Regions from separate parts of the Mus musculus genome. Here all the other regions are linked to region 1. A link is a loop called in an ENCODE intact Hi-C map of the cell type or tissue named here. Cell type or tissue: heart. All regions are shown on one strand. Each heading gives the region's core, and the rest is flanking DNA. Links, peaks and the distances in the headings are about the cores only. Region 1 holds the start of LOC115490444 (a long non-coding RNA gene). Region 2 has its middle 79 kb from the start of Gm31427. Region 3 has its middle 20 kb from the start of Gm46721. Region 4 holds the start of Gm23272 (a small nucleolar RNA gene).

Evidence for each region. A loop is a pair of places that touch in the nucleus more often than their neighbours do. Peaks named below come from ENCODE experiments on the same cell type or tissue, not always from the same donor. Only the 100,000 strongest peaks of a DNase experiment are listed, where the experiment ranks them.
Region 2: a loop joins it to region 1, with 2.2 times the contacts of the local background. A loop is called at or near these places in 2 of 42 quality-filtered maps.
Region 3: a loop joins it to region 1, with 7 times the contacts of the local background. A loop is called at or near these places in 9 of 42 quality-filtered maps.
Region 4: it touches region 1 in a loop (13-fold over the local background); 4 of 42 quality-filtered maps call a loop at or near these places.

The regions. Positions count from the first base shown.
Region 1 is chr6:143,215,275-143,223,185 of GRCm38, forward strand. LOC115490444 (a long non-coding RNA gene) reads left to right here and starts at 5,485. Exons shown (of 3, transcript XR_003956546.1): 1 at 5,485-6,819. In heart, for the core only: a CTCF peak has its summit at 4,297 (motif pointing right); no DNase peak of the experiment used is centred there; H3K27ac peaks cover 355 bases.
Region 2 is chr6:143,369,648-143,377,558 of GRCm38, forward strand. No RefSeq gene overlaps it. Among named protein-coding and RNA genes, the nearest start is that of Gm31427, 79 kb to the right of the region's middle. In heart, for the core only: a CTCF peak has its summit at 4,206 (motif pointing right); a DNase peak (open chromatin) is centred at 4,204.
Region 3 is chr6:144,960,772-144,968,682 of GRCm38, forward strand. No RefSeq gene overlaps it. Among named protein-coding and RNA genes, the nearest start is that of Gm46721, 20 kb to the left of the region's middle. In heart, for the core only: a CTCF peak has its summit at 3,606; no DNase peak of the experiment used is centred there.
Region 4 is chr6:143,461,421-143,469,331 of GRCm38, forward strand. Gm23272 (a small nucleolar RNA gene) reads right to left here and starts at 3,978; the gene lies at 3,849-3,978. In heart, for the core only: a CTCF peak has its summit at 3,936 (motif pointing left); no DNase peak of the experiment used is centred there; H3K27me3 peaks cover 794 bases.

The DNA.
Region 1 (7,911 bases), core at 1,525-6,524:
GTCATGTTCCCCACCATGATGATAATGGACTAAATGTCTGAAACTGTGAGCGAGCACCTAATTAAGTGCTTTCTCTTATAAGGGTTGCCTTGGTCACAGTCTCTCTTCTCAGCAAAAGAACACTGACAACAACAATGTGTATAGGTGTTTGCCTACCGGCCCTGCCTATGCATCACATATATATCACATGCATGCAGTGCCCCTAGAGGCCAGAAGAGGATGTTGGCTCCTCTAGAATTGGAGTTATAGATGTTCCTGAGCCACCATGTAGGTGCTGGGATCACACCCAGGTCCTCTGCAATGGCAACATGTGCTTTTTAACAACTGAGCTCTCTCCGCCCCCTTGCTCTCCTTTTTAGTTAGCTTAACATTATTTTTATTCTTTTCATTCTCTCCCCTTTTTTATTTTTCATTTTTCTAAGCATGATATTTTTTGTTTGTTTGTTTTGTGAGACAGGGTTTCTCTGTGTAGCCCTGGCTGTCCTGGAACTCACTTTGTAGTCCAGGCTGGTCTCGAACTCAGAAATCTGCCTGCCTCTGCCTCCCGCGAGTTCTGGGATTAAAGGTGTGCACCACCACGCTTGGCTTTCTAAGCATGATATTTTAAAGATTGGGGTTTATCTAATACTATATATGTAGCTCAGTTGGCAGAATGCCTGTCTAGCATGTACCAAGCCGTGGATTTAGTTCCTAACACTGAATATATTGGATACTGTGGCACATGTCTCTAATCCTAGCACCTCTCATGTGGAGCCAGGAGGATAATAACAAACTTGAGTTTGTTGAGCCAGGACTTCAAGGTTGGGCTGTAAGATGGTCTAGCAGGTGAAGGTGCTTGCTGCTAAGCCTGAGGATGTGGGTGCAATCCCTGGAACCCGCATGGTAGAAGGAGAGAACTGGCCTCCACAGTTGCCCTTTGACGGACACATGCGCATCATGGCATGTGTCCCCTCCCCCCTCTACGCTGAATAAATAATTAAAAGTAGAAATGAAATAAGGCCTTTATTCTTGATGACCCCGTGAGTGCCTGAGGTACCCAAGATCCTGTATCAGATTATTAATTAAACTAGAAAGGAAATGAGAACCCAGTCAAGAGCGTGTGTTCGGAAACGCACGGGCTTATTGCCAGGAAGACCTCCCAGGCTCTGCTTTCCTGGCAAGGGGCCAGGGAAGGTGGCGAACTGGCCCCCTGCTGGCGTGCCCGCCCTTACCCCAGCCCCCTGAGAGTCTTTCTGCTTAGGGATGTTCCTGGTACCCAACCAGTAGAAATGTTTGCTGCGATCTAAGCTTATGTAAACGGCAGGAAGTGCCAACAGGAGGGGACATGGATTCCCTGTGCTTTTTGCATGGATGGCCTTCAGAATTCTCCAGGTTACTGCGGTCAGGGGCCCCGGGTGACACAGGTTACGTGAATAGTCTCACCCAGGATAAATACAGATAGCACCTTTCCCTCCTGCCTCTCCTCTCCTAATTTCCAGTCACAGACATTGACCTCAAATACACGTCGATCTGAGAACTCGACGCTCAGGCACTTAGGACCGACTGGTTTAACCTTTGTAGAGCTCCACAGGCCTTTCTGTTAAGAGGCTGTGCTTTTAAAACCTAGGTCAGCTTCTTGAATTCTCTTTTATGGCCTCTAGGACCCAGCCTCCTTTCTTAATATTTATATTTCTCCTTTATTAAAGACAATACCTGTTCACTATAGAAAACTAAGAGTATAGAGAAATCGAAGGTGAAATTGTTGCCCTATGTAAATGTCATACATGTGCTTTTCAAGTTTTCACTGCACAAGCATCTGTGTATTAGTGTGTGTCTGTGTATTAGTGTGTGTCTGTGTATTGGCGATAGTGAATAGAAATAAACTAAAAAACTAGAAATGGACCACAGTTATTCCATGTTAGCATTTTTTCTTTTAGTTTTTTTAAAATTAAATTTGTATGTGAATGAGTATGTGTGTTTACTATTATGTGTGCGTTTTTGAGAGTGTGTTTGTGCCCTTCCCCCAGGCTTGAGCAGGGTAAACAGACCTTAATCTGTTTGTCTTCCTTAACCACAGTCTGTCTTTCCCCCTACCTAGCCCACCTAGGGTGGAGTCTTCTGACCTAGGTGGAAGTTTCTTGTTGGAGCAGACTGCCCGCTGAGCTTGCTTTACAACCTTGTCCAGCCGAAACAAAGCAATATAATCCAGTCGAAACAAAGGATGGGTCTTTGGGTTTCCCCCATATAAACGCAGAGCTGAAAATTAAACTTTGAGCCTTGATCAGAAAACCCTTTATCTTGGCCTCATTATCCTCTCACCTGCCCACCCTTTGTCATTCCCAGCCTCCCTCCCAGGTGTACCCAGTTCTCCGTGGCTGCTGGCCACGTGTGTTCATCCATGGAAGCCAGAGGCTCGGAACGCTCCAGGCGCTGATCATGAGCTGCCTGCTCGGGATACTGGGAACAGAACTTGGTTCCTCTGCGACGGTATTATATCCTCATCACTGAGCCATCTCTCCAGCCCCTACTTTTTCCTTTTTAAAAGGATAACTTTCAAGCCCGGTGTGGTGGCGCACACCTTTAATCCCAGCACGCGGGAGGCAGAGGCAGGCGGATTTCTGAGTTCGAGGCCAGCCTGGTCTACAAAGTGAGTTCCAGGACAGCCAGGACTATATACAGGGAAATCCTGTCTCGAAAAAAGCCAATAAATAAATAACAAACAAGATAACTTTCAGTCTTCTTTTTTCTTCCATTTCTTCCCTGCCTTCCTTCCTCCCCTCCCCTTTCCCCTTCTTTCTCCAGAGTGCTCAGATGCGAAGGTTTTGCACACCCTAAGTAGGTGATCTCGGCCACAGAGCCCTGGGAGTTCCCACCTTTGACTTCCCTGGTGGGTAGCTGCTTAAGTTCTGCTCTGGATCACCCCATCTCATGGTGCTTACTCTGGACATCTTAGGTGCTTAGTCCAAGCCATGTCACCACGACTGTGACACACAGCCTCCCATCTAAACCTCTGTGCACATGGCCATTTTCAGTTTTGCTCCTAATGTGCACAATTTGATGAACTTCTTGAGTCATCGTCTCAGGTCTCACATTGAGGCCACCGTCAAGCTTGCTATGTAGCTGAGGACGAATTCAAACTCTTGCTCTTGCTGCCTCCATTCTCTGCCACTGCTGGGATTAAGGGAGCGCACGGTCACATCTGGTTAACACTGGTTAATTGTCATTAAAGGTATTTCTTTGTCAGAGATGGCATTTTGTTTTCTTCTTGAAAGTCTGATCACTGGTGTGTGAGTTTGTGTATGTGTATGAGTGTGTGTAAATGTGTGTGGTGTGAGTTTGTGTGTGAGTGTGTGTAAATGTGTGTGTGGTGTGAGTTTGTGTGAGTGTGTGTGGGTGAGTTTGTGTGTGTGTGGTGTGAGTTTGTGTGAGTGTATATGTGTGTGTGTGTGAGTGTATGTGTGAGTGTGTGTGTGTGGTGTGAGCTTGTGTGTGTGAGTACATGTGTAAGTATTGTGTGGTGTGAGTTTGTGTGAGTGTATGTGTAAGTGTGTGTGTGTGTCCCAGAGTCTTTCATGTTAAGGAAGCGCTTAATTGCTGGGCCGCATCCACAGACCTTGGAAAGTGATTTACAGAAAAGCAGGAACTCTCTGTAATGGGCCACTGACATTCTTAGCCTTTGGTTTCTGGAAGCTAGTGGGCTGTTTTGTGTTCTAAAAGGGTTTTACCTGATAATCGTAAGGATATTGGGTCGAACACAGAGGTGGGCAGGCAATGAATGCCTTTTAAGGGGCTAAAGCTAGCTCACGTCCGGCTCACACCGACTCCAGCCTTGCAGCATTCCACACCTTTCCACCACGGAAGCTCTGAGCGCTGCCTTGCACAGGTGCGGTTTATTTTTCTCCTGGAATTTCCGTACAGAGGAAATAATTCGGTAACAGAGCCGAAGGCCAATCAGGCAAGCGGGTGACAAGCGGGTATGATAAAACCAAAGTGCCATCCAAATTTATACAAAGCAAGCAAGGGTTTGGTCACGGAATCCTGAAATGCCGACCAAGTTAGGAGCTAACAAAGTAGGAACTTGGGATCATAAAGAGCAGTAAATACTGACACTCATGATGCAGAGATGAACTTTGATTGGGAGAGTCAAAGGAGTTTATGCCACAGATTAGACTCCCCATACCCATTCCTCCTCCCCCCGCCCCCTCCAGACTGAAGCTCAGCCCTGCTCTGAGCTCAGGGTGTCTAGGATATGCGTGTATCCAGCCAGCTACAGGTAAAATTTTCCTGTGAGTACTCAGGGGCAATACCCAAACAGACCACAAGGTGGTGATATAATGTCACAAGTCTGTCTTAGAATCTTGCTTTCATTGCGTGGATGCAGCCTCTGTTGTTATTTAAGATCTTTCTGACTCGGTTTTTGTCTTTTTTTTTTTTTTTTTTTTAAATTGCGCCTTTCAAAATGTTTTCTCCTTTTAAATTTCTCCTAAGCTGTCCATTAAAACTATCATGATTTTTACACTATTCACTAAATAGGAATTCATTAAAATTTTAAATCCAGTACAATTGAGACCTGTGTGAAAGTGCAGAGATTTTTATTAGCAAAAGGAATCTTTCCAAGCCCGTCACTCAGCTCCAGAGTCCCCAGCTCCTGGCACCTCTGTGTCCCTGCCCTCACACTCCTCCGTACCATGTTCAAGTCATCTCTACACCCATCTCTTATTCATGAAAACGAGATGCTCCAGCATAACAACAATGCCAGCATTATTTCTAAAACATTACCAATTCCTTAATATTACAAACTCAACATTCAAAGTTCCAGTGGCTCATAAGTAAAAAAAAAATTATAATTTGATCTTTGAAATTAGCATCTAAATAAAGCGTATGTATTGCGATTGATCAATTTTCATTATTATTATTATTATTATTATTATTATTATTGAAATAAGGCTTCACTACATAGCCCAGCTGGCCTCAAACTCATAATGACTCCCCTGATTCAGCCTCCTGAGGACTGACTGGGGTTACAGATATGTGCTATGATCACACCTACCTTTTAAAATTATTTTTAAGCATTATTTTAAAATATTTTTAATAATGCTTTGAGAATTTCGTACTTTATACTTGGTTCACCTGCCTCCCCAGTTCCTCCTGGATGCACCGCCCCAGTTTTGCATCCTTATTTTTTTCTTTTAATCTGTTGAGTACAATTGCTACTGCCTACATACTCTTGGGTGTGTGGTCACCTACTGGAGTGTGACCAGTCTGCCAGGGGCCACACACTTCAGAAGGCTAAAGCTGCCTTTCTTCAAACTGGGACTTTGTCTTAGTAGAGCTTGTTCAGCCCCTGTCCCTCCCTTCTCCCCTCCCTCCCTCGTCTGTCTGTCTTTCTGTTTGCAGTTTATTTTTTGAGAGAACTAAGTTATTTTTCTGTAGTTTTCCATAGTCTAGATTTTTTTTTTTCCTGATTGCTGTCAACTCTTAAAACGGGTAGTGAAACATTTGGTAATTTTCTAAATAAAGTTTAAGACGAAACTAAGCACTTGCTTTCTTTGTTCCTATTGCTGGGTTTCTGAACAGTCCAGGAAAAACAAAACAAAACAAAAACCCCCCCACCATTCCGATACCTGTTTACAGCGAGTTCATCAGACTCCGTGTGAAGCCGACGGCCACTGCAGATCAGAACGTCAGAAAAACAAAAAAAGTCAGACATTCCAACGCATCTTACTTTTCCTTGTTTCCAGTGCTGCCCCCTGATCCTTAAACCCCAATCTCATGCCAGTCTCTCTAGAATCCGGCCAACGCTTCAGAACCCTTTTGCCTTGTAAATCTGAACTAAGTTAGACATATTAGCTGTCCCCTCAGGCGGCCCCCTCTCTGATCTCCTACGTTTGCTCCATGCGTTCTGTGAGGCCGTGTCCTGGGAGGTGGTGCACACATCGATGGATGCTTGGCCACACTAGGGGATGTTCCGGGAAGCCCAAGCAGTCCAGGCCAGCCTGGCTACGCCACAAGGTGCTGTCTCAGAAAACAAAAACAAAGCCATACCCTCATGGCGCTTCTGTTATGGTGACGGTAAATAAATTACAAAGTGATTGGTGCTAAGGTTTGGATACGCATCGTCCCCATAGGCTCTTTGTTGAATGCTTCCTTTCTAGCCGCACACTTTTGGGCCTGGTCCTGTAGGAGGAAGTGCGTCACTGGGGCTGGCCCTGTTTCCGGTCCCCACTTTTTTTTTCCCTCTGCTTCCTGCTAAGGCTGCTGAAGCCACTGGACCCTTGCAGGGCAGCCCCACCTGAGGCTTGAGGCTGTGGAAGCTTTCAGCTTCAGCCAACAGCTAATATGAAGGACTTGGGGGACCATTTGCTGTTTATCATGTTGGTTTTGTGTCCCCCTGTGCTCTGTTGTTGACTCAGATTAGGGTCTCCCTGTAAACTGTCCCTCTTCTTCTGTCCTCCAAGCAGGCACTTCTGCCCTGATCTCCTGTCTGTTACTCACACTTCCACATGGCTAGTATTCCTAAAAACCCGGCAAAAATCAGCTTTCACTGCACAGTGCAAAAGCAACGGGCTCCTTTTATCAACAATAACACCTAGACTTCTGAGCCTTTTAGCCCTTTCTGCTTCCTGGCCCTCCCTTCCCCTCTCAGCCTGGATTGCTAGCGCGCCAAATTCCTGGCCTTTCTCGCGCATGCCCTCCTCTGTCTCCTCCTTGATTGACCCGCGCCTTCGTTCTGTGTGCGTACGTGTATGATGTGTGAGCACAGGTACATGTGTTCCAACGCACAGGCCGTCAGAGGACAGAAGCGTTGACGATTAGTCATTGCCATTCACCTAACTTGAGGTAAACTCTCTCTTGTTCACTGCAGCACGCATCAGGCTAGCTGGATAGTCTCTGTCCTCACCTCCCATTACCGAGAAGCACCACTACATTGGACTCCACGTGGGCACTGAGGATTTGAACTTGGGCCCTCAGGCTGTGCATCAAGTGTTTTGGTTATCGAGCCACCTCCCAGCTGTTTGCATGTCCCCTTCCCACTGATTTCAGTACATGGCCTAACCGTCCTCTCCATGAGAGTCACTCTTGATGCCCCTACTCCGGTGACACTTTCTTCCGTCCTCTTGCCCACTTAGCCCCACAACTCAGCTACTACCTCTGCAAGAGCTTTTAATATCTCTGACTTGGAACTGAAGCCTAGATGTGGCCAACTGCCCCTGGGACTCACCCAGGCCTTCACTGGTGGTGAAGGAGAAGGACGTCTCTGAAGAAGCCCAGCCCAGCATCTGGGAGCCCAGGGCATAACTTATGACCTTGTTACTCACTGGTTTGAGGCAAGGTGTTCTTCCAGTTTTTCAGGTTTCAATGAATACCGGTAACTGAATGCATCTCCCAGCTGTAACTATTGACATAAATAGGGGAATTAATCACTTCACATAGTAATCTAGTAAAGACACAACCTTTACTAGAGGCTGGTAAGACTGCAGGATCTGTACAGCCCTTGGCTATGACTGTCAGTTAGTGGTTACGTCATAAGCTAGTAGATCCCAGAGGATGATGAAGCTGCTCCTTCGCCAGTTTGAAGAATTTGCAGGGACAGTTTCATAATTCATAAAGTAATTAAGGGAATCTGGAGCACCCTGATAGGGCGCATGCTGTTTTATTCCTCCATCTGGGTCTAACCTGCACCTCTGAGTGGGTAGTGAGTCGAGGTGGCGCTTTGCTGAGAATATCACTACACCTGCTCTGAGCCCAGGAACAATTTGTTTTTTTGGGGGGGGGGTGGGGGAAGAAGATCCGAGGGGACCATTATCTCACCCAGCTGCTGTTTCCGACCCACGCAGGAGCAGGTTCACAGCATGCTTCTCCCAGGAAGGGACGGGAAAATGTCAAGGGTTGCACTGGGGAGGCGCTGGAACGTTCTGTGTGAAAGTGGCT
Region 2 (7,911 bases), core at 1,115-6,114, 150 kb after region 1:
CCCCTTGGTGTCTCTCCTCTCTCTGCTTTCTTCCTTCTCATCCTTATGGTCTGTCCTCAGATCCCCAGCCCAGGGACCCAACTCTACCTGTCTCTCATCTGCCCAGCTATAGGCTGTAGACATCTTAATTCTCCAATCAGGGATAACTTGGAGCGCAGTTTACATAGCATCACTTGTGAACGGGCAGATTCTCTTATCTCTTGGGGCTGCCAGGCCTTGGGGGCTAATGTCTAGCATTATACAGCAAATGACCAAACCTCAACAAGGAGTGAAGTATACACACACACCAGAGTAAGAAATGAACACGGAGAATCCTAACTGAGTGAAAACAGCCAGGCTTGAAACCCCAAGTTAGTGCTCCAGGGCTGGGAAAGCCGCCCACGTATGCCACAGCTGTCTAGAGACTTCGAGCGTGCAGGTTGCACACGGAGGGAGAGTAAGGACTGGATGCTAAGAGATAGGGGAATCCTCTTTTTGGGGAGAGTTAAAAATTGTCAAATTAGATAACAGAGGTAAAGATACAAACAGGTGAGATAATATGCAATTATATATCGACAAATCAGTTTAAATGTAATATAGGTAAAAGAGCAGGGTCCTGTGATAGGCATTTTCTTTCAAATCTCCTGGTTTTTAAAATATTTGTTGTATATGCTTGTGTTATGCATGTATATGTGTGTGTGTGTACGCATGTGCATGTTTGTGACTCATGGTGCACATGTGGAGGTGAGAAGACATCTTTTGGAAGTTGTTGCTCATCTTCCATCTAGTTGAGGCAGAGTTAAGAGAACCCCTGTGAGGTTTGGTCTATTGCTATGTATTGTAAGGCTAAATTCTGTACCTGAAGGTCTAGGCCTAAGAGTGACTGCTCATGTTTGCAAGCTTTTGTTGTGCAAGCCTTGTTCCTTGGTTTAAAACTACTGGTTAAATAAAGTTGGCTACAGCCAATTACTGGAGGGATTAGAGGTAGGTTGGTTAGGACTGACTAGGTTGGAGGAAAAGAGATGTCGAGGAAAGAGGAAGAAGGAGGAGGATGAAGAGGATGAGGAGGATGAAAAGGATGAGGAGGAGGAAGAGGAGGAAGAGGAGGGAGGGGGGAGGAGAAGGAAGAGGAGGAGGAAGAGGAGGAAGAGGAGGGAGAGGGGGGGAGGAGGAGGAGAAGGAAGAGGAGGAGGAGGGGAAGGAGGGGGAGGAGGGGGAGGAGGAGGAAGCCACCATGAGGGAAGATGAACCATGAGCACACATCCAGGAGAAACAGCAAGTATCTGGGGTGCACCACTGGGGAGGTAGCCAGGCCTGCAGTTAGAAGAGTAGATTATGGGTTACCCCTCAGTAATTGTCAAAGCCAAATAAAATAACCATAGTCTGAGTCTCATTTATTTGTAAGGTAGTTGGGGATAAGCTTAAATTTTTCTTACTACACCGCCCAGCTGGAACATAGTAAGTTCCAGCATGCCTCTGCTCTTAGATGGCTGCTCTAAGCTAGCTGACCCATGGCTGGCCAGAGTTTGGTTCCCAGCATCTGTGTGGGGCAGCTCATAACTGCCAGTAACTCTAGATTCAGGAGACCCAATGCCCTCTTCTGGCTTCTAAGGCCACCTGTACTCACATGAACATACATACCTTTATATACATTATTAAAAATGGAAGTTGATGAAGTAAGCCAATAAGATCAAGAATTCTCACTTAAGGAAGAAACCAATTTTTGAAGCTAATAAAACATCAAGAGATGTTGAAGAAAGGATATAGACCCAGGTGGACTCTGATAAGTCATACTTGTTTTTATTAATGACTTGGGGCTCCTTGGAGAAGCTGGGATCAGTCTTCTACCCTTGCAGGGTGACCTTATTGCATATCCAAGCTCTTCTGCATATGCCTTGGGGAGTCACTGTCAGACACAGAGTCCAGGTTGTATGACACAGAGCCATCATGTGGTGGGGGAAATTTTTCTCAGCTAAACTCATGAAAGTGTTACCTGTTGTGGAGACTTTTCTTTTTCTTTTAGATACTGATTTTGTCTTTTAAAGTCATCCTAAACTTCTTAAGAAAGACAGGTTGGTCAGAAACTGTCTTGTGCATAACAGTTGAAAATGACTTTAATCAAAGTTTGTCAAACTATCTGTGTGTATTCTTATGTGTGCAGTGTATGCGTGTTTGCGTGTGTGTGCGTGTGCGTGTGTATGTGTGTGTGTGTGCTGATATGAAGGCTAAGGTTGACATCATGTGTCTTCCTCAATCACTCTTTCCTTATTTTTTTTTTTTTTTGAGGTAGTGTCTCCCACTGAACCTGGAGACCCCTGGCTGCCTTAGGCTGGCTGTCAATTGAATCTTGGACATCTTCCTATCTCGATTCCCCGACATATAATTACCATGTCTCCCCTCCCCCCAATCATTTTACATGGGTGTCAGTGCTCTGAACTCAAACTCCCATTCTTGCATGGCAAGCACTTTGTCAACTCAACTATGTCCCCGGCTCCAGCAGCAGAGTCTTCCGGGCTGCTTTCGACACCCACCTGCTTGTCTCCAGCCCACTTCTGTTACTCTCACAGAAGTAGGCACGGATTCCTGCCTCACCAGGTCTCCTAAAGTCACTTAAAACAATGCAGAGGGTTCGCAGTGTGAGCTTCCGTTCTTTCTCCTGTATTTTAATTCCAGGAGTCCTTATTCAGAGCTTGGGACTAATGGCCCCTCACACGGGGCTTTCAGGAGCATCACCTGCCTGGCAGGTAGACAGCCCCGATTGGCAGTGTGTAGAGTCTGCACCTCAATGGGGACTCTGATGAAAATTTTAAAATTACTTTCTGCTGGTTGTTACAATTCAGGGCTTTGGGATCTGAGCTGTTCTTTGAGGGAGAACAGGATTTCAACAGAGGCAACTCCTGGTGGACTGATGAAGGTAGGAGGAGGCCAGGTCTTTGTAAAAGGCCTTCAAAGCCTGTCCAGGCTTATTCACTTTGTGTATGCCAAAACGAATTCCATTCGCAGCTGGAATGTTTAGTATTAGCAGGGCCAATAGATTCCCCCCCCCCCCCACTCCTCACAGCCCTAGTGGCCATGTTCCCATTAAACACATCTAATTCAAAGCCGAGGGAGGCCCGCATCTCCAGCCTGACTCTCAGCTTAATTCCCTCTGTCTTTTTAAAAGCCGCTCTTCCAGAATGAATGATGAATCAAGCCCAGCTAATTTTCACACTGAACTGTTTATGTGTTTTTAAAGAGCAGCTTCTGGGAAGAAAGAGAATGAAGATTTAATAAACGAAGAAGCCACAAAGCTTCCAAGACACATAAGCAAAATTAAGAGACAGCATGTTTTTCAAGCTATCAGACAAATCGATGCTGGCAGTGATGGCCACCTTTTCAGGTCAGCTGATAAACAGAGCCCAGTTTGTGGCTCTCCGCAGGCACTGGCGGTGACTCCCTTATTTCTGCAGAGCCCCCAAGAAGCCCTGCCTTTCTCTGTCAAGTATGCTCAGGCTCTGGGGCAGACACCAGATAAAACCACCACTGAGGCAAGTCAGGCAGTCCTTTGCCTCATGTCTCTGAAGTCGTGGGACCAGTTTTCTTTTGTCATTTCTGATTTATTCTTTCCCGATCCCCCTACCTCTTTTCCAGGTATCTATGAATCACTAGACAAGTTTTTCACACTATTTTTCCATTTTAATATTCTTATCTGTTTTTTTTAAAATTCTCATTGATCCTTTGGGGGTTTCAAATCATACACTCCGGTCCTGATCATCTCCCCATCCTCTCATATCTGCCCTTCAGCCTTGCACCACCCGCCCATCTCCAAATAAAACACACACACACACCACCACCACCACCACCACCACCACCAACAACAACAACAACAACAATACAGAGTATAGAAAACATCTCATCATGTAAGCTGTAGAATGCCACAGTGTGTCCCACAGTATATCCCTCTGTCCACACACCTTCACTTGCAAATATTCATGGCAATAAGTTATTGGTCTCACTTCCGTGATACCATCAACATTGGATCGTCATCGGGACTCCTCCTGGTTATCCTGTTGTTGCTCTGTGTCATGGAGATCCTGCAGCTTTGAGGCCGCAGGACTGGCCCCTTTCACACATCTCAACTGTTCACAAACGGTACAGATTTTGGGGTGAGCAAATTCAGAGCCCTGGATCCTGGCCTGGATGGTTGCTGGGCTAGTCGGCCTGCCTGCTCTGCCTTATCCAAACCACCAGGGGGAGCTCTGTAGCACTACTCATCAGGCCATCTAATGCCTGGACAGGAGACCGGGTCAACTCTTAGCTCTAGTGCCTCAGGACCAGCTCACCTGCATCCACGCCTCCAGAGCCAGCTTCACTGTGAAGCTCAGTCACGTTATGATGTCCACTCTCCCAAATGTTGCAGCGAGTGAGGGGCTGGATCAATTCTCTTGCTCTCACGCCCTTGGGGATGGCTAACCCATACCTTTGCCACCAGGGCCAGCTCCAGTGTGTTGCCCAGTCGAGGTGCAGGGCCCGCTCTCCTGAGCACTGCAGCCAGTGAGGGGCAGGGCCAGCTGACCTGCTCTAACGACTTCAGCGCCAGTTCTATCTACTGCCCTGAAGGACAAGGGGGACTCGTAACCGTTTTAATCGCTGAGTGACTACTTGTGCCTCAGTTCATTTTCTTACCTACGTTTTTACTGGTCTATACTCGCTGTGCCTAGTGCTGGATCTCCTGTCGATAGCTTCTTTCGAGTGTCTCATGTGCTTTGACCATAGGCTCCCCCTTCAAAGAAACATGACACTTTGTTATTCTGAGTCTGGTTTATTGTATTTAACAGGGTGATCTCCGGTCACATGCAGTTTCTAGCTTGACAACATAATTCCCTTCACCTTCATGGATAAAGAGATTGTATTGTATGTACACCACATTTTCTTTCTTTCTTCTTTTTATTTTTTGTTTGTTTGTTTTTCCCAAGTGAGCTTTGTCTTTTTTATTAATTTACTTTTTTACACTCAATATTTTATTCCCCCCCCATCCACCTTCTGACTGTTCCACAGCCCATACCTCCTCCCTACCCACCTGTCTCCACGTGGATGTCCCCACAACCCACCTACCTGACCTCTAAACTCCCTTGGGCCTCCAGTCTCTTGAGGGTTTGGTGCATCATCTCTGAATGAGCACAGACCTGGAAGTCCTCTACTGTATGTGTGTTGGGAGCCTCATCTCAGCCACATCACATTTTCTTTATTGCACCCTCTGTTGATGGGCAGAGGGGCTGTAGACATGTCTGTGGTAGACTGGTGTGGAGCCTCTGAGGCACATATCCAGGAGAGGCATTGCTGACATCTTCCACTGACACCCTCCAGTTTGAAGACTGTTACCTCCGTTGCCTGCACTCAGGCATTTGAGGGGAGGTAATGCCCAGAGTTTCCACCTTGGACTCTGATTCCTATCAAGTAGGAGACACGGAGCGTGTAATCCTTGGTGCTCAGTGCGGTTAACCAGTGCAGTGGGTGTCCATCAACTGTTGTCCAGTTTGGGTATGTATTACTGGGGATTATAGAGAAGTCACAAGCGAGACAGCCGCACGGTCACAGCAGCCACCTGGGAGCCGCTGGGTGTTTACGCTGTGCTTTCTGTTTCCACTACGTCCAGGCTGCTTTAATTCGTCACTGTTCGACTTCATGCGAATTATTTATTTGCTTTTTTTTTCTTTTCGTTTTGTTGATTCTACTCTTTGCACACAATGCTGGGTTTGATCATAGCCCTTCCCCACCCCCATCACACGTCCCTCCTAACTGATTTGTGATACGTAAGAAGTTTAAAAACGTTTTTCGCTGCTCCAGGACACTTGGAACTCATCCCTTCTGTGCTACATGTGAAGGCGTAGGACACTGAAAACCATTAGGCTTACGTCCCGTGTCTTAGACTTTTACCACTGGGAGCAAATCTTTTGAAATCTTTCTCTATAAATGCATTACATTCTCTAAACATACTGTCTTGATGGGGCATGGCAGTCTTCAGCACTTTGGCTGAAGTCACAGTGACTCCTGGTTTCCCAATACCATTCTTTCCAGCTCCCTCCTCCATTCTCTTAGTGTATGGGATCAACCGTAGGCCTTATAAAACCATAACTCTATCATCTCAACTGGACCTCCACCTCCTCTTGGTTTCTGCCAGAGTTTACAGGGATACCCTGAGATCACTCAGCATTCCCAGCCTATTTACCGGGACTCATATTGTGTCTGAGCAGGAAAAAAAAAAGAGTAGCTTGCACCCCTTTGTCACTAGGCTCATTCCAGGGACATCACAAGCTTTCCCAGGATGCAGTGCTTTGTGACTTTAATAAAAAGTTAAAATCTAGTCCTTTTGCAAATAGCTCAATTTCGCAAATACAGAAAGTACAGAATGACTTAAGGGGAGTATGAAAAGCGCCACTCGGAGCCTCGCTACCCCAGCTATTTAGTGAAAGCTGTCACAAGAGGGACGAGGGACACATTTGAACCGGCTCTTGGGGTCTTCTCTGCACGAGGCAAACCCAGGCTCCAGCGGGAGGCAGACCAGCTGTAGCTTGTCACGTATTAGTCAATTATCCTAATGATTTTCCTACTCACTGAAGAGCGTGGATCCAGGTCGCCCTTGTATTTTATGAAGATTTTACTTTGTCTTCTTGCAAATATTAATTGGATTCTCCCCATGTCGACTCCTGCCTCTAGGGTTTGGAGGTCACTGCAGGTGCGGGGAAGACCAGCAAGGGGGACCGAAGACTGGCAGGAAGTGCCTTCCTTCCTGCGTCTTGTCCCCGCTCTCCTGAAGACAGCATTTGATTAGTCCTTTGCAACCTGTTTCTCCTCAGATACAAGGAAAACACCGGAAAGCCCTGTGCCAATTCTGGCTGTCGCTCCTTTGAACACTGTGGGATCTGCTGCAGGAATGTGAAAGAAATCCAAAAAAGGGCTGCTTTACGGATCTTTGAATGTGGTGTCACAGAAGGAAACTGTCTTAGAAATCATAGCTAAAATTGGATCGTTAGTTTATTCTGTGGGGAAAAAAAATTAGAATTGGAATGAATCTGTAAGTTACGAGTCATTTCTAGCTGATGGCCTCACTCTGTGTAGGATGGCCATGTCCTTAGGATGTAATTGACATCTGAGACCCAGATCAGACCTCTGTCTCTGGCCTTCTTTCCTTCTGGGGTCCACCCAGCCATCTTTCCAGAGGTCAGTCAACCAGCACAGCAGAGTTCCAAACAAGTGTTGATGTGAGTGAGTGGGCTCGTCTCTTTTATCTCCTAAATTTAAATAAATACTATTAGCTTTTGCTTCTTAGTGGGACACATCTTCACACAGCACCTGTTGCCGTGTACTCCAGAGAGAATGAACTGTGTGCTCATTGCTGTGGGCAACTGGTCCTTTCACACCCTTTATGGAGTGTGAATTCTGTCTATGACTTAAGCTCCTCCTCGGTGGCCCCAATTCTTTAATACATTGGTGATTGTTCACACAGGAACCCGTATCGTGCCACATATCTGTAATTAGCGTTTGAGGCAAGAGGATCGTTAGTTTGAGACTAGTATGGGCCACGTAGTGCAATCCTGAAAAGAAAAGACGTTCTGCATACAACTGAGGGCTCTGCACACTCAGGTCAGGGCAGAGGTGCTACATCCCTGCGGACAGCACCGCTGTGATTTGATGATGAGACTGATAACAAAGACAGGGAGTCTCAGGCCTCGGCCTTGTTGACTCCGTGATTTCAGGACTGAAAGGACCCTGCCTTCTCCATATTTCAGTCGCAGGAAAATATTTAGTTTCTTCAACTTGAGTTGGAGTTCGGTCAGTGTGGCAATGTGCGGCTGAATGGAAGAACCCCAGGTTAAGTGCGGGACTACCAGGCAAAGCGCTAGCAAATGTGCTTTTTGTAAGACACTGTCACGTCTGCTGGGACTTAGTTCT
Region 3 (7,911 bases), core at 1,448-6,447, 1.7 Mb after region 1:
TCTCTCCCTTCCTCCCCCTTCCCCCCTCCCCCTCTCCCTTCTCCTCCCCCTCCCTCTCTCTCATCTCCTCTCTTTATTTTTTTTTCCTTTCGTTTGTTTTTAAGACAGAATCTCATCTATTCCAGGCTGGCCTTGAACTTCTGGTCCTCCTGCCTCTGCGTTCCACAAGCTGAGGAAATCTGCATGTATTGACACACCTAGGAAAAATCTGACAATAAATGGGCACACATAATTTCCACATACCTACTTTTAGTCATTTGCTTTTTAAAATGCAGGGTATCAAAGGAGGCTGAAAAGCCTGGGCCCCTGAGTCCCCTAGTCTATTCTTGGTTGGCATATTGAGTTAACTTGGGGTGAACTGTAATCCCATATTGAAAAATGTTTGGTGCAGTTTGCTTCCTGCAGTAGAGAAAGCTTCACTTCAAAAAAAAAAGAGAAAAAGTTACCCTGGTCTAAGTTTTGAAAGTAAAATGAGTCGTTCTGAATACAATTACGCCTCGGCTCAGTTTAAAGACACTCTTTTTATAAACGGTTTAACATTTTGAGTGATGGTGTGACATCTTTAGAAGAAGTATTTGTTTGAGTGGTGTTTGCCACCATCAGAAGAAATCCCAAGTTTCTGAAACCGCGGCCTGCGCTCCGCTCCACTCCTTTGTTAGTCCTCGCTGCCTGCGCGCGCAGGGCTCTTCCTGTAACATATGGGATTTTATACAGTAAAGCAAAGCTGTGTTTGTTAAAAATAAAAATAAAAGTCTGCTGATTTTAAGTTCTCGTTTTTATTCCATGTACGCTACACCCTGTTGGGGGGGGGGGAGCTACGGATCATACTACGTTGCCCCAGATTCACGGTATAGAAGCCCCTGTCTCGAGAAAGGGGCGTTAATGAGAAGAAAAGCCAGGCTGCTGTTTACGCAGCCGCAAACATCACAAGGCAGTACTCTATGTTTACATTTGGCTGGAATATTTATAGAGGGTACGCGCTACAGTGAAGCCCTCTTCTCCACTCATAATGGATATCTTTGTGCTTGGATTCTCATATGGGCACAGTTGACATCTTTATCCCTCTTGGCGCCCGTTACTTCTGCATTAGTTTGTCCTCTGTGGCTCACTGTACTTTAGCAGCACCTTCTGGCTGAACAGAGACACTGTAAAAAAAAAATCTGTAAGAATAAAACAGCACCGCAACCAGCTGGAAGGGCAGGTGAAAAGGGCTGGTGGGCACTCCCATAAATCTATCCTTCCCTCCCCTGTGGCCTGGTGGAAGCACCCCGTTTCTTTCTCTACAATAATGGCCAACACCTGTATCTCTATTTTATTTATATCCTCACTAATCAGCATCTTTAGAGTTTTCTAAGGCTGTTCTTAGAAAGTGGTACCAGTGAGTGAGCACGTGGGTCCCTCTTGTGGTTGTGGGCATGGGTTTCAAACCCAGCTGGTTTTCTTCCTGCCTTTCATAACCAGGGTCTTACTCCTTTGTAGCTCTGCACCCAAGGCTCTCCAGCCCCACTTCACTTCTTCCCCTGCCTCACAGTGTATCAGTTGCCGTACTATTGGGCTCCACGTTCAGAAAGAGACCCTGCCTCAACAAACGAGGTGGAGAGCAATAGAGGAAGACGCCCAACATCCACCTCTACCCTCTACAAGTGCATGTCCATCTTCCTGTCTCTCAGTCCCTTCACAGATGTCCGTGCTCCGTGCGTGGGTGCGTGTAATTTCTATGCATTACTGATATCTAGTTTGGGAGATGTTGATGGTGATCTTGGACTTGTAACAAAGTTCTCTCACTTGCTACAACAGTGGCAAAGCTTAAATTCTGTTACCAGACCTTGCTTCCAGGCTTGCTCTTCCTTGTGTAGACATGAGAGAGCAGCTTATCTTTGCAAAGGATATCTTTCTCCACAGGAGTGTCCCTTCCTAACTTGTCTTCCTTTCTGGCACTTTCTTGTCTTTCTTTTACTGTTTAATTACACTAATTCAAGGAAATAGAGAACAATTCACTGTGCTAGGCTTTGCATTCTGATTCATACCTGTAAAGCCAAGCACAGGAAAGGCTGAGAGGGAGGGTTTCTATATGGCTCTAGGCTAGCCTGGGCTACAGAGTGAGACCCTGCCTCAAAAGAAAAAAGTTAGGGAGAAGAAAAAAAAAACTATGCTTAGGATCAAGTGACGTGGGGTGATCCCTGCAGAATACACCATCTGACCTTGGTCTCTTCTTCCCCATACAGGAAAAGGTCTCCCTAAAGCTTGGTCCTTTAGTGGCAAAGACAACTTTCAAATAAAGCCTTGGGTTGTGCTTACAGGAGACAAGTTCTTTACCTAGAAGGAAATCCCACAAGAAGGCAGGAATGTTTCTGGTCTATGGTCTCAGAACTGAGCACTTGACATTCAGCCCTTAGAGTCTACGTTTGCTCTGAGTGGCCTTGTGTTTTGTGCTTCTGTGTTCAGCTAGAGCACGTTCATCCTCCAGGACACAGAACACACTGAGTCTAGAGAGATACTCTATGGTTGAAAGCATGCGCTGTTATCCAGCGCCTACGTGGTAGCTCACACCTGCCTGTGATTCCAGCTCCATGGGATCCAACGCCCTCTTCTGGCCCCCAAAGGCACTGCACTACCATGCACACAGCATGCTTGCATGTACACACACACACACTCACTCACTGATGCACACACACAATTGTTTTCAAAAGAAATTGAATACATGAAATGTTCTTTCTGAAAAGGAAGTGAGCAGAGGCAGGCACGACTTCGATGCACACATCTCCCTCCTTTCTCTCTGTCATTCTGGGTTCCAGAGTGAAAACATGCTGTATTACATGAGTGATCAATAGATCACTAAACTTGATTGAGTAGGCACATATGCTTAGAAATATGCAATACACAAGCAGCAAACACAAAAACCCTAGACACAAACTACTGAAACATCATCAAGGTATCCATGGTAATGGACGCCTTTAATCCCAGCACCCTGAAGGCAAAGGCAGGTGGCTCTCTGGGAGTTCAAGGGTAGCCTGGTTACAGACCAGCCCTGGCTACATAGCAAGACCCTGTCTCAGAACAGCAAGAAGGAGCTAGCACCCTGTCCACCAGGTTGATGCTCCTTCCTTTGCTGCTGTTCAGCACTTCACTGACCAGAGTAAATCATTTTCAAGAGAAGACAGGGAGGTCGCTTCTGCTGCCTTTTCTTAAACGTTGAACGCACCATGTTTAAGAAAACAAATGCCCGTACCGCTAGCTGACTTTTCTGACTTTCCCTGTAGCTCCTATCTCCCAGGCACTTTCTTGAGCTCTGTGGCTCCGGGTTGTCAGGGATTCTGGGGGGTGCTATGCTTCACATTTCCACACCTTGAAGGGATACAGACAACTCTGCACATCGGACAGAAAGAGAGTTTAATCTCTGAGTCTTGCATTGGTAGAGACTGTTTGGGCCTCGAATGGGCTGTCAATCATTGCTGCTCTTAGGCAGGTTTTCTGAATCTCTAACCATGGGATTTACACTTCCCCAAACAACTAGCTCAACTATTTCAATGACTATAATGCGGTCCTAATTATTATAAATTAGATGAGCTGGCTGACAACGTCAGAAACATGGATGCTTAGCACCATCTAATGTTCAAGAATAAAACAACTACATGGTCAACACCAGGAAGACCATCCTAGAACAGAGCCTCCTTTTTAATGTGTGCTTAGTTGCCTGCGTGTATATGCACACTCAGCATCACAGCATATGTGTGCAGTGCCCGTGGACACCAAAAGGTGTTGGATCCCTAGTACCAGTGTTATAGACACACACATACACACACACATATATATATATATATATATATATATATATATATATATATATATATATATATCCAGATCAAGGTCCTATTTATATGTGCAGCTTTCCTTTTCTATGAGAAATAACTCAGGAACAGGCACAGGTCTCAGAGGTTAGGACACAAATCGAGTAAAACGGAGCATTGTTCTGCCTGGAGCAGGTGAGAGTTAACACAGTAATTCAAATCTTGAACTAAATATCCAAAGTCTGAGCCCTGGCTTTTGTGGGTCCATACACGGGCACCACATGTTGACATTCATGTTGACAGTTGGGGAAGAAGGTGGCTACATTCATGCTGGGGGCTGGGAAAGAAGCTGGCTCTGTCGTTACAATCACAAACTTTGGTCATTTTGCTCATTTTAGTGCTTGCACATCTGTACCTGTGCCTGCCTGGCTATTGCATATTGAATATTTATCTTTAAATGGCCTCTTAAGTCCCACCCGCTTCAGCCAGGTGTGGTGGTCCACTTCTTTAATTATCTTGTGTCAAAAACAAAAGCAAAAGCAACAACAACAACAAAAACCACCCAGTTCAATAGACTGGTCCAAGAGGGACCAGTAAGATCTTATTACCTTGTAACTTTGGTCATCCAACCTCTGCATCTCGTCTCATTCACATACACACACACACACACACACACACATTCTCTCTCACATGCACATGTGCATACATGTATACATACACAGACATGTATTTGCAATTTAATGTCATTTCTGCTGTACAGAGTCACCCCCTTTTCAATGCATAACTAACTAATCAGTGGAAGGTGGGCCCTCCCACTGATGAAAACCCATGCCTACTTAGTGATTCTCTCTTCCTCTTCCTCAGTAACTATTTATATATTAGCCATAGACAATCTTGATAAGGGTAACATTGTTTACAGAAAACTGGTGAGCTGCTAGCTCTCCACTGCTACTGGCCCTAACTGAGCATACTAGGAAAGAACAAGGACAGGATTTGCCTCCTGCCACACCTACTCTGTCTTCTGATTGACAGCTCCAAGTTGACAACATTGGACGTCTCTCACTGGTGGATTTATAACTAGGGCTCATTGCTGGGAAAAACAAGAAGAGAGTCCCTGGAGAACAGATTCCTTCTCCACTTTCATTCAGGGCTGGACTTAATATCTATCTGTGAGCATGCATGGGAATGAGTAGATAAAATAGAGTTTTTAAAATACTTAAAAATGACTATCAGGTACTCAAGGTTTTTCCAAACTTCCTTCTCAAAATAACAACCAGGGCTGGCCAGATAGCTCAATGGCATGCAAGCTTGACAACCCAAGCCCCATCCCTAGAACCTGTGTGTTGTAGTTTCCTGTCTGTTGTGACAACCCTACAAACAAAAGCAACTTAGGGGAGAGACGGCCTTACTTACCCACAGGTCACAGTTCATCATGAGTCAGGTCAGGGCTGGAACTTGAAGTAGAAACCATGAAGGAACGCTGCTTGCTGGCTCACTCCCAGGTTCATGCTTAGCCAGCATCTTATACAGTCCAGGACCACCTGCCTAGGGAATGGCACTGCCCACAGTGGACTGGACCCTCTACATCAGTTAGCAATCAAGATAATTCCCTCACAGACATCTGCACAGGCCAAAGTGACCTGGGCATATCTTCTCAGGTGCCCATAGGTGCATTAAGCTGACAGTTCAGCTAACTAGAGCATGCCATAAAGGTGAGAGAAGAGAACTGGCTCCACAAGTTGTGCACTGACCCCTACATGTGCATTGTGGCACATGCACACCACGAACATACATACATACATACATACATACATACATACATACATACATACATACACACATACACACATACACACATATATACATACATGTACACCCACATATACAAATGCATGCACACCCACATACATGCACACATGCACACCCACATACATACATACATGTACACCCACACACACAAATACATGCACACCCACATACATGCACACATGCACACCCACATACATACATACATGCCTGCACACATACATATATCACATTGTCACTTATGGATCATGTTCACAAGCATGGAGTTTGACTAATACCAACTGTGTGGAATAGATACTGATGTTATGGTTGGAGAAACAAATGTCTACATTTAACTAACCAGGTGTTTGTTGACAAGGATAGGGAGAAATGGGTTAGAGAGATGGCCCAATAGTTAAGAGAAATTGCTCTTCTTCAAAGGACTCAAGTTCTGTGCCCAGCACACATATCATGCAGCTCACAACCACCTGTAAGTGCAGGTCCAGAGGATATGATAGCCTTTTCTGGCCTCCACAGGCACCAGGCACATGTGAGGCACACAGATCTGTATACAAACAAAATACTCATATGTATGAAATATTTTTCAAATTTTAAAAGGCTGTGGAGAAGGTGATTAAAGTTATATTAGCAGTGACAGAAGGACTTGATTCTGCCCTCCAGCAAAGGCAGTATCATAAAATTCAGTCTTTAACTCCAAGTTCACTATAAGTAGTAGGTTCTGAGGAAAATAATGTGATCAAAAATACAAATAAGGTAGTCTTCATCTCAGAGTTCTTTATCATAGCAATAAGCTGGAACTAATCTATGATATAAACTACTAGCATTCAGAAAAATGTTTCCTCTGACATTTCCTGACCTTTATGGTATCAGATTTGATTGCAGGACAGAATTTTGGGTCACTGAATACAAGCAGAAGTGACAAGAGTGGGTTCAAGTTCAAATTTACCCCCACCCCTAAACCAACCTCTATGCATTGGTGATAGTGAAGTGTGGAGGGTCAGACAGAGAAACCTAGAGGCCACTGTGCATATGCAAAGGAGCCTGCCTCCCTCCACCAGCGAGGGGGAACATCTCCAGCAAGGCGGAGCATCTGTAGTGAGAGGCAGAGCATCTGCAGTGAGGTGCCTGAACTCTTTGCACTTCTTGTGAGCAAAAGATACAATCTTACCAGATTAAGATACTGAGTCTGAGTGTTTACCCAGCACAGCTGCTAATGTCAACACTAAGACGAACTTAAGTATCCAGTGATGGAGAAATTGGTCCAATAAACTTAAGTGATTTTTCTCGAAACTTGGATTCTCTTTGAATGAATTATTGATCAGAATCTGGGCAGTGGCCAAGCCAGAAGAGAGATCAAAGCTGTGTTTCCATCCTGCTGGGTCATCAGCTTTAACCACAGTTCTTAAACAAACGCACACCGCTTCCTCGCTGCCAGCTTTGTGTGGCTAAGCTGGGGTCACTGGGCTTCACATCTTTAGCTCCTTACACTATTAGAGGCAGCAAAAGTAAATGAACAATAATTTAAATAAGTACGTGGAAATTCACCTCTAGTTAAATCATTTAAAAGTAAAATGACACAGTCTCTTTTCTTTAAACTTGCTTTTTTGGGAAGGACACACCCCTATGACATATGGGGGTCAGAGTACAGCTTACAGAAATAGATTCTCTCCTTCCACCATGTGGAGCCCAGAAATCAAATATAGGTGATCAAGCTTTACCCACGGAGCCACCTCACCAGCCCCTGAGATGGCATGTTGTCATGATTTGCCATGAAATCATAGAAGAGTATTAAGGATTAACTAAACCAATCACCCCACTGCCTTGAGGCCCTGCCCGCCATCATTCAGAAGCCATTATTCTATTCAGACACATTTAATGGTGAGCACTCAGTATCTCTAGAATAAAAGGTAGCTTAGAGTTCTTGTGTCACTTGATTTTGAGTGGCTGTAGACACAGGTATGGAAGGCAAGATGGCGGGTAGATGGGCTGTGAGGTGCTAGGCCCTGCACACAGCACATTCATGACTTAATCACAACCACAGCCCCACTGGGTGATTTGTCAGGAGAACCCAAGTTCAGAGAACTGCCATTCACACCTGGCTTATGAGGAATCCAACTCTGGCTTTGTGTACACTACTCAAGCACTTTACAAATGACCTACATTTCCACACACAGCACATGTCTTGTTTTTTGAGAAAAAACTCTCAACAAACTCAATTAGCTACATCTACATGGGCTAGATGTGTGTGCTGGAGACTCTGCAATCCTATGTTAGCTGTACAACCACAGACAGACTCTCATGCCTCCAGCTCTTCTCT
Region 4 (7,911 bases), core at 1,053-6,052, 250 kb after region 1:
ATTTTTAAAAAAATCATTTTTGCTTAAAGGAAACCTTTGTGGAAAGGATGCAGCTGGTAAGCTACCAGCCGGGGTTTCTGGGAAGGACGGCACACTGATCTCTGGGAAGGAAAGCTGTGCCAGATGTTAGATGAATATTCAAAACAAAAGGCTGTGATTTTATGGATTAGCACATCAATAATCCCAGTCCTCTTGTCCGGGGAGATGCATAAAGTCACGCCTATCATTAGTTAGAGATGGAGTGCGCTGCGAGCTTGTCCTCCTCATTTGCCGGGGTTCCAGGCTCAGCATTTGTTTTTATACACGGAGACCTAATCCTTAGAGGAGTTTGAGTCCCATCATCCATGTTTGTGGCAGTCAAATTTTTCTAGGATTTCCTGGGAACACTCGGAGTTTTCATATTTAGCACTTCGTCCCTGAAAAGAAATTACTTCGATTGGATTTCATTTTTCACACTTCACCCTCCTTAACTGGAAAAGACCAATCTTAATTATTGAAAGGCATATCTCATGCTTCCCTCGTCTCAGGAAATGTACTAATTCATTTTACAGAGCAAATATCATCCGGGGAATTAAAGGAGATTTATTTCTCTGAGGAACCCAGGAGGGGTCGAGCATGGGTGATATACAGCACAGATGAGTGTGTGTTGGTAATCTCTCATTGCCGGCCTGTCAGCCTGTAGGGGCCCCAGCAGAGGGGCTTCAGTGGATGAGAGGGGGCCACAGCCCATCTTCTAGAACCACAGACAAAGTCCAAGCAAAACCTTGAAGGCTTACTTTCAGATGGAAGCAGAAACCCTGTCGAATCTGGAGTCAGCTGGGACCCTTCAGTAGAGTCACTTCATGGTTATAACTGAACAGTCTCACAAGCAAGTACTAACCTGGCCTGACACTGCTTAGTGATCTCTTTGGCATAGAGCACATTCTCTGCTTCCAGTGTTTGGCTGTTGTGAACTGTGTCACCCTGAACATTTTTGACCATGCATCATAATGAGAGTAAGTACACATTTCTGTAAGGTGTGTGCCTAGGCGTAGAAGTGCTGGTTGGTAGTGCAGACATATGGTAAATGGGGTACATAGGAAAGCTTTCCAAACAGGCCACTAACATGTGCTCCCTCCTGTGAGCAAAATCAGTCAGACAGACAGACAGTCAGTCAGTCAGTCAGTCAGTCAGTCAAACAAACAAACGTCAGGATAGCAAAGAGCAGCATGGCCAGCACACTCCAGCATGGCTACACGCCACACTAACCCCTCTGTCCTTCAGCCACTATAGCCTGGTCTACATATGATCTTTGTCTCAGAGCAACAGACGGTGTCTGGGGGCAGCTGCCTAGACTCTCCGTGAGTTATCTGCACAAGTCCTTAGACTCATTAGTGAGTTTATGCTATGACTACAACCATTGTTAACTTTTGATTATGATGTGTGCCTCAAAGGAGTAATGCAGATGGGTGGCTATAGTGTAGTTTTCAACTAGATCATGGCACTGAGGAAAGATCTCACGAAAAGTCAGAATGATACCAGATGGGCAGATAGGCAGGGCAGAGGTGAGAAAAGGAAGGAGTTATATGGGATATGTCACACACACACACACACACACACACACACACACACACACACACACAGAGAGAGAGAGAGAGAGAGAGAGAGAGAGACAGAGAGGAAGAGGGAGGGAAGGAGAGAACAGAGACACAGAGAGAGAGAGAGTCAGAGATAGAGAAGGAGAGAGGGGAGGGAGGAAGAGTTGAAGAGAGGGAAGGAGAGGGAGAGACAGCAATGGAGACAGAGAGAGGGGGAGAGAAAGGGAGGGGAGGGGAAAGACAGAGAGAGAGAGAGAGAGAGAGAGAGAGAGAGAGAGAGAGAGAGAGGAAAGGGGGAGAGAGAGAGTGAGAGAGAATATATAAATAAGAATAGGAGAGTGAATCTTTGTTACTACTTCTTCAAGGAGTCCCACGGTCAGAGAAAAGTACTCCCCAACACTATTTCCGGTGTCCTCTTCACCCCTCAGTCTGAAGCATGAACAGAAAGAACGTTGGAAGAGGTTAAACATCACCGGACAAAGTGTGAAGTGAAATCACTAAGTATTCTGTTCACAAGCTTGGGCATGAACACCAAAGAGACTTGGTTTACCTCAGAGTTCTCTGCTACCAGCTTTGTGACCTGGGACAAGGTACTCATTAAGCTTTAACAGCCTTCTCTCCTTTCGTCTACAAGGCAAGAAGAAACGGTGCATATTTCAGATGACTACAGCAAGGACAAACTTGGACAGCACATGTGGACTTTCTGAGCACGGTGGCTCTCCAGGAAGAGTGAATGGGAGTTGATCCAGTTGTCGATAATATTAAATCTATAAAAGTTTATTCACGGACGCGGGTTCCCAAGGAGGAACAAACTCCCCTTCACAATTCCTTCCCTCTTCTCTTGGGAGGACTCATCATTTGGGGTGTGGAGGGGCTGTAAATCAAGGGCTTCATACAGTCTGGCTGGACAACAGCGATGTACAGTTCTTCAGCCTTGGAGTCCTGAAGTCCACTCAAGGTATCAGCAGAGCCAGCTCAGCCCTGGCCTCTGGGTCAGCAGTCCTGGCCCCTCCATGGCTTCCTGCTTCTGCACTCAGCCATCTCAGCCACCATTGCTTCCCTCATGCCTGCCTTCCTCTGTATGGGTGCCTGCTCTATTGGGTGAGATTAATCCTAAGGACCTCTTTTTTAAACCTTTTATTGGTTCTTTGTGAATTTCACACTGTGCACCCCAATCCCCCCCCTGCCTCCCCTCGCACCTGCCCTTCACCCTTGCAACCTCCCCTCAACAGAGGAAAAGTTTCCTATTGTGCAAGCTGTAGTGTGTCACGGTGTGTCCCTCATCATACCCTTTTCTCCACACTCCTTTGCTTGCAGATGTTCATTGCAATGATTCCTTGTTCTGGTTCGAAGCCCCTGGCTTTTGCTACTCTATCAATACTGGAGCCTCACAGAACTCCTCTTAGATATCCTGCTCTGTGTCATGGAGATCCCCTTTGTCCATTCCATCAGTTCATCTACGGGGTAGATGTTGAGATGGAGCCAACTCCAAGCCCTAGATCTGGGCCTGAGAGGTATCTGAGCTGGCGTTCCTGCGTTCACCAGCAAACCACACAACCAGAGCCACTCTGCTGCTGGAGATGGAGCAGCATCTCAGACCAGGGAAGCCCGCCTGGACTTTGGTGGTAAGAGATCCCTGCTGCTGCAGGGTCATGGACTCAGATGTGGCCTCTGGTGGCAGCACAGGTCAGGACCATGGTTCCAGGTGCCACCGCCGGCTACTGACACTGTAGCCTTCCCTTCCCTTCCCTTCCCTTCCCTTCCCTTTCCCTTCTCTTTCCTTTCCTTCCCTTCCCTTCCCTTCCCTTCCCTTCCCTTCCCTTCCCTTCCCTTCCCTTCCCTTCCCTTCCCTTCCCTTCCCTTCCCTTCCCTTCCCTTCTCCAGCTTTGCCTCTCTTCATTGTGCCTGAATCCTTCTGTTTCTCCTTTTCTTCCATTTCTCCACCACTTAGCCACTCCTCTTAGTGGCACGGGGGTCTCTGAGAGTCTGGGGTCATCTCAGGAGTGCTACGCCCCGATGGTGCATTAATGCGCCAGGCAGATGTTATCTTGGGAATAGTGTAGCCTCCTCTCAGGCCTGCAAGGTGCCAGACGGGTGGCCATCTCAGGCTAGCTCCCTGTCTGGGCTCCTGGCATTGGTCTGATGGGCATCTCAGGAGTGGTCTCAGGTGCGCGGTGCCCCGTTCTTGCATTGTGCAGTTGGGCAAGGTCTGTTCCCCCAGGCCTGCCTCGAAGCAGACTGATGGGCATCTCAGGCTCACTTTTTTCAGGGAATAATAGGCTGCTAACTTTCAGATGCTCACAGGTCAGAACACTGAACACAGACACGGCCCTCTCCTCTCTGCCACCTACTGACGCACATGTGACACAGCAGCCACACCTGCAATGCCTCTGGGACTAAGGACTGCATTTTACTTTGACTAAATTAGCAAAAATCTTAGCAGATAACAACACATCCATTCATAGGTCCTGGGAATGAGAATTTAGCCTTTGGGGGACACAGTTCTAGATGAGCGAATGATTACAGGAAAGACCTGCTTATCAGTTGATTGGAGGATTTGCTCTACAGATGTTGCAACTGTAAGATTAATATACCCCAATGTTTATAGTTCCTAGACTATCTGCAATTCAGTGTCCATTATCAAAATAGAGTCTGACATACAATTTTCCGAATTTCTGTCTTCTCCTTCCATCCTTCTATTTCCCTCCCTCCCACATCCTCCCTCCATCCTACCTTCCTTCTCTTTTTCTCTCTCTTCTTCATCCGTCTGTCTGTTCCTCTCTGTGTCTACGTGCCTGTGCTCATATAAGTGTGAGCACACATATTCGATGGACAGAGGACAATCTGGTGTGCTGTCTTATTGAGACAACGTCACTTGCTGTGTCACATACACACCAGGCTAGCTAGCCCTTCAGCTACAGGGATTTGTCTGAGCCCATCTTCCATCTCTCCTCAGAAGCTCAGGAATTCCAGGTGTGAATGATCGCGTCTGGCTTTATGTGGGTTCTGGGATCTGAATTCAGGTCCTTACACTTGCATGGCAGATGCTTGTCTCACGGAACCATTTCCATACCACTCAGTGTCTTCTTAAGATTTATCCTTAGATTTATAAAAATTCTCTCATAACTTGTGGTAAGGAGAAGGGACTAGAAGAAATCTCCACATTATACAACGTTGTATTTTCAAGACTATGCTGGAAGCAGCATGTTATAAAGTTATTTAGTAGCTCAACTGGACACTTCAACACTGCTCATTTAAGTGGGTAGTATGGAAGATCCGTGGCATTTTTGGATGATTTAAACTTAAACTCAAGTTTCAACACTGAATAGACCTTTACACACACCGCATCCTTCACTGGGGTTGCTGGGGTTCATATGAGAGCTTATAGTGAGGAAGTCATTTGTAGCCTCAGAAAGGATTTCAAATTGAATTAGGATTAAAAAAAATCCTTCCTGGGTCAAGACAGTGATTGTAATGTTTTTTTTTTAATTTTTTTAAATTAGGTATTTAGCTCATTTACATTTCCAATGCTATACCAAAAGTCCCCCATACCCACCCACCCCCACTCCCCTACCCGCCCACTCCCCCTTTTTGGCCCTGGCGTTCCCCTGTTCTGGGGCATATAAAGTTTGCGTGTCCAATGGGCCTCTCTTTCCAGTGATGGCCGACTAGGCCATCTTTTGATACATATGCAGCTAGAGTCAAGAGCTCCGGGGTACTGGTTAGTTCATAATGTTGATCCACCTATAGGGTTGCAGATCCCTTTAGCTCCTTGGGTACTTTCTCTAGCTCCTCCATTGGGAGCCCTGTGATCCATCCATTAGCTGACTGTGAGCATCCACTTCTGTGTTTGCTAGGCCCCAGCATAGTCTCACAAGAGACAGCTACATCTGGGTCCTTTCAGCAAAATCTTGCTAGTGTATGCAATGGTGTCAGCGTTTGGATGCTGATTATGGGGTGGATCCCTGGATATGGCAGTCTCTACATGGTCCATCCTTTCATCTCAGCTCCAAACTTTGTCTCTGTAACTCCTTCCAAGGGTGTTTTGTTCCCACTTCTAAGGAGGGGCATAGTGTCCACACTTCAGTCTTCATTTTTCTTGAGTTTCATGTGTTTAGGAAATTGTATCTTATATCTTGGGTATCCTAGGTTTTGGGCTAATATCCACTTATCAGTGAGTACATATTGTGTGAGTTCCTTTGTGAATGTGTAACCTCACTCAGGATGATGCCCTCCAGGTCCATCCATTTGGCTAGGAATTTCATAAATTCATTCTTTTTAATAGCTGAGTAGTACTCCATTGTGTAGATGTACCACATTTTCTGTATCCATTCCTCTGTTGAGGGGCATCTGGGTTCTTTCCAGCTTCTGGCTATTATAAATAAGGCTGCTATGAACATAGTGGAGCATGTGTCCTTCTTACCAGTTGGGGCATCTTCTGGATATATGCCCAGGAGAGGTATTGCTGGATCCTCCGGTAGTACTATGTCCAATTTTCTGAGGAACCGCCAGACGGATTTCCAGAGTGGTTGTACAAGCCTGCAATCCCACCAACAATGGAGGAGTGTTCCTCTTTCTCCACATCCTCGCCAGCATCTGCTGTCACCTGAATTTTTGATCTTAGCCATTCTGACTGGTGTGAGGTGGAATATCAGGGTTGTTTTGATTTGCATTTCCCTGATGATTAAGGATGTTGAACATTTTTTCAGGTGCTTCTCTGCCATTCGGTATTCCTCAGGTGAGAATTCTTTGTTCAGTTCTGAGCCCCATTTTTTAATGGGGTTATTTGCTTTTCTGAAGTCCACCTTCTTGAGTTCTTTATATATGTTGCATATTAGTCCCCTATCTGATTTAGGATAGGTAAAGATCCTTTCCCAATCTGTTGGTGGTCTTTTTGTCTTACTGACGGTGTCTTTTGCCTTGCAGAAACTTTGGAGTTTCATTAGGTCCCATTAGTCAATTCTCGATCTTACAGCACAAGCCATTGCTGTTCTGTTCAGGAATTTTTCCCCTGTGCCCATATCTTCAAGGCTTTTCCCCACTTTCTCCTCTATAAGTTTGAGTGTCTCTGGTTTTATGTGAAGTTCTTTGATCCATTTAGATTTGACCTTAGTACAAGGAGATAAGTATGGATCGATTCGCATTCTTCTACATGATAACAACCAGTTGTGCCAGCACCAATTGTTGAAAATGCTGTCTTTCTTCCACTGGATGGTTTTAGCTCCCTTGTCGAAGATCAAGTGACCATAGGTGTGTGGGTTCATTTCTGGGTCTTCAATTCTATTCCATTGGTCTACTTGTCTGTCTCTATACCAGTACCATGCAGTTTTTACCACAATTGCTCTGTAGTAAAGCTTTAGGTCAGGCATGGTGATTCCACCAGAGGTTCTTTTATCCTTGAGAAGAGTTTTTGCTATCCTAGGTTTTTTGTTATTCCAGATGAATTTGCAAATTGCTCCTTCTAATTCGTTGAAGAATTGAGTTGGAATTTTGATGGGGATTGCATTAAATCTGTAGATTGCTTTTGGCAAGATAGCCATTTTTACAATGTTGATCCTGCCAATCCATGAGCATGGGAGATCTTTCCATCTTCTGAGATCTTCTTTAATTTCTTTCTTCAGAGACTTGAAGTTTTTATCATACAGATCTTTCACTTCCTTAGTTAGAGTCACGCCGAGATATTTTATATTATTTGTGACTATTGAGAAGGGTGTTGTTTCCCTAATTTCTTTCTCAGCCTGTTTATTCTTTGTGTAGAGAAAGGCCATTGACTTGTTTGAGTTAATTTTATATCCAGCTACTTCACCGAAGCTGTTTATCAGGTTTAGGAGTTCTCTGGTGGAATTTTTAGGGTCACTTATATATACTATCATATCATCTGCAAAAAGTGATATTTTGACTTCCTCCTTTCTAATTTGTATCCCCTTGATCTCCTTTTGTTGTCGAATTGCTCTGGCTAATACTTCAAGTACTATGTTGAAAAGGTAGGGAGAAAGTGGGCAGCCTTGTCTAGTCCCTGATTTTAGTGGGATTGCTTCCAGCTTCTCTCCATTTACTTTGATGTTGGCTACTGGTTTGCTGTAGATTGCTTTTATCATGTTTAGGTATGAGCCTTGAATTCCTGATCTTTCCAGAACTTTTATCATGAATGGGTGTTGGATCTTGTCAAATGCTTTTTCTGCATCTAACGAGATGATCATGTGGTTTTTGTCTTTGAGTTTGTTTATATAATGGATTACATTGATGGATTTTCGTATATTAAACCATCCCTGCATCCCTGGAATAAAACCTACTTGGTCACGATGGATGATTGCTTTAATGTGTTCTTGGATTC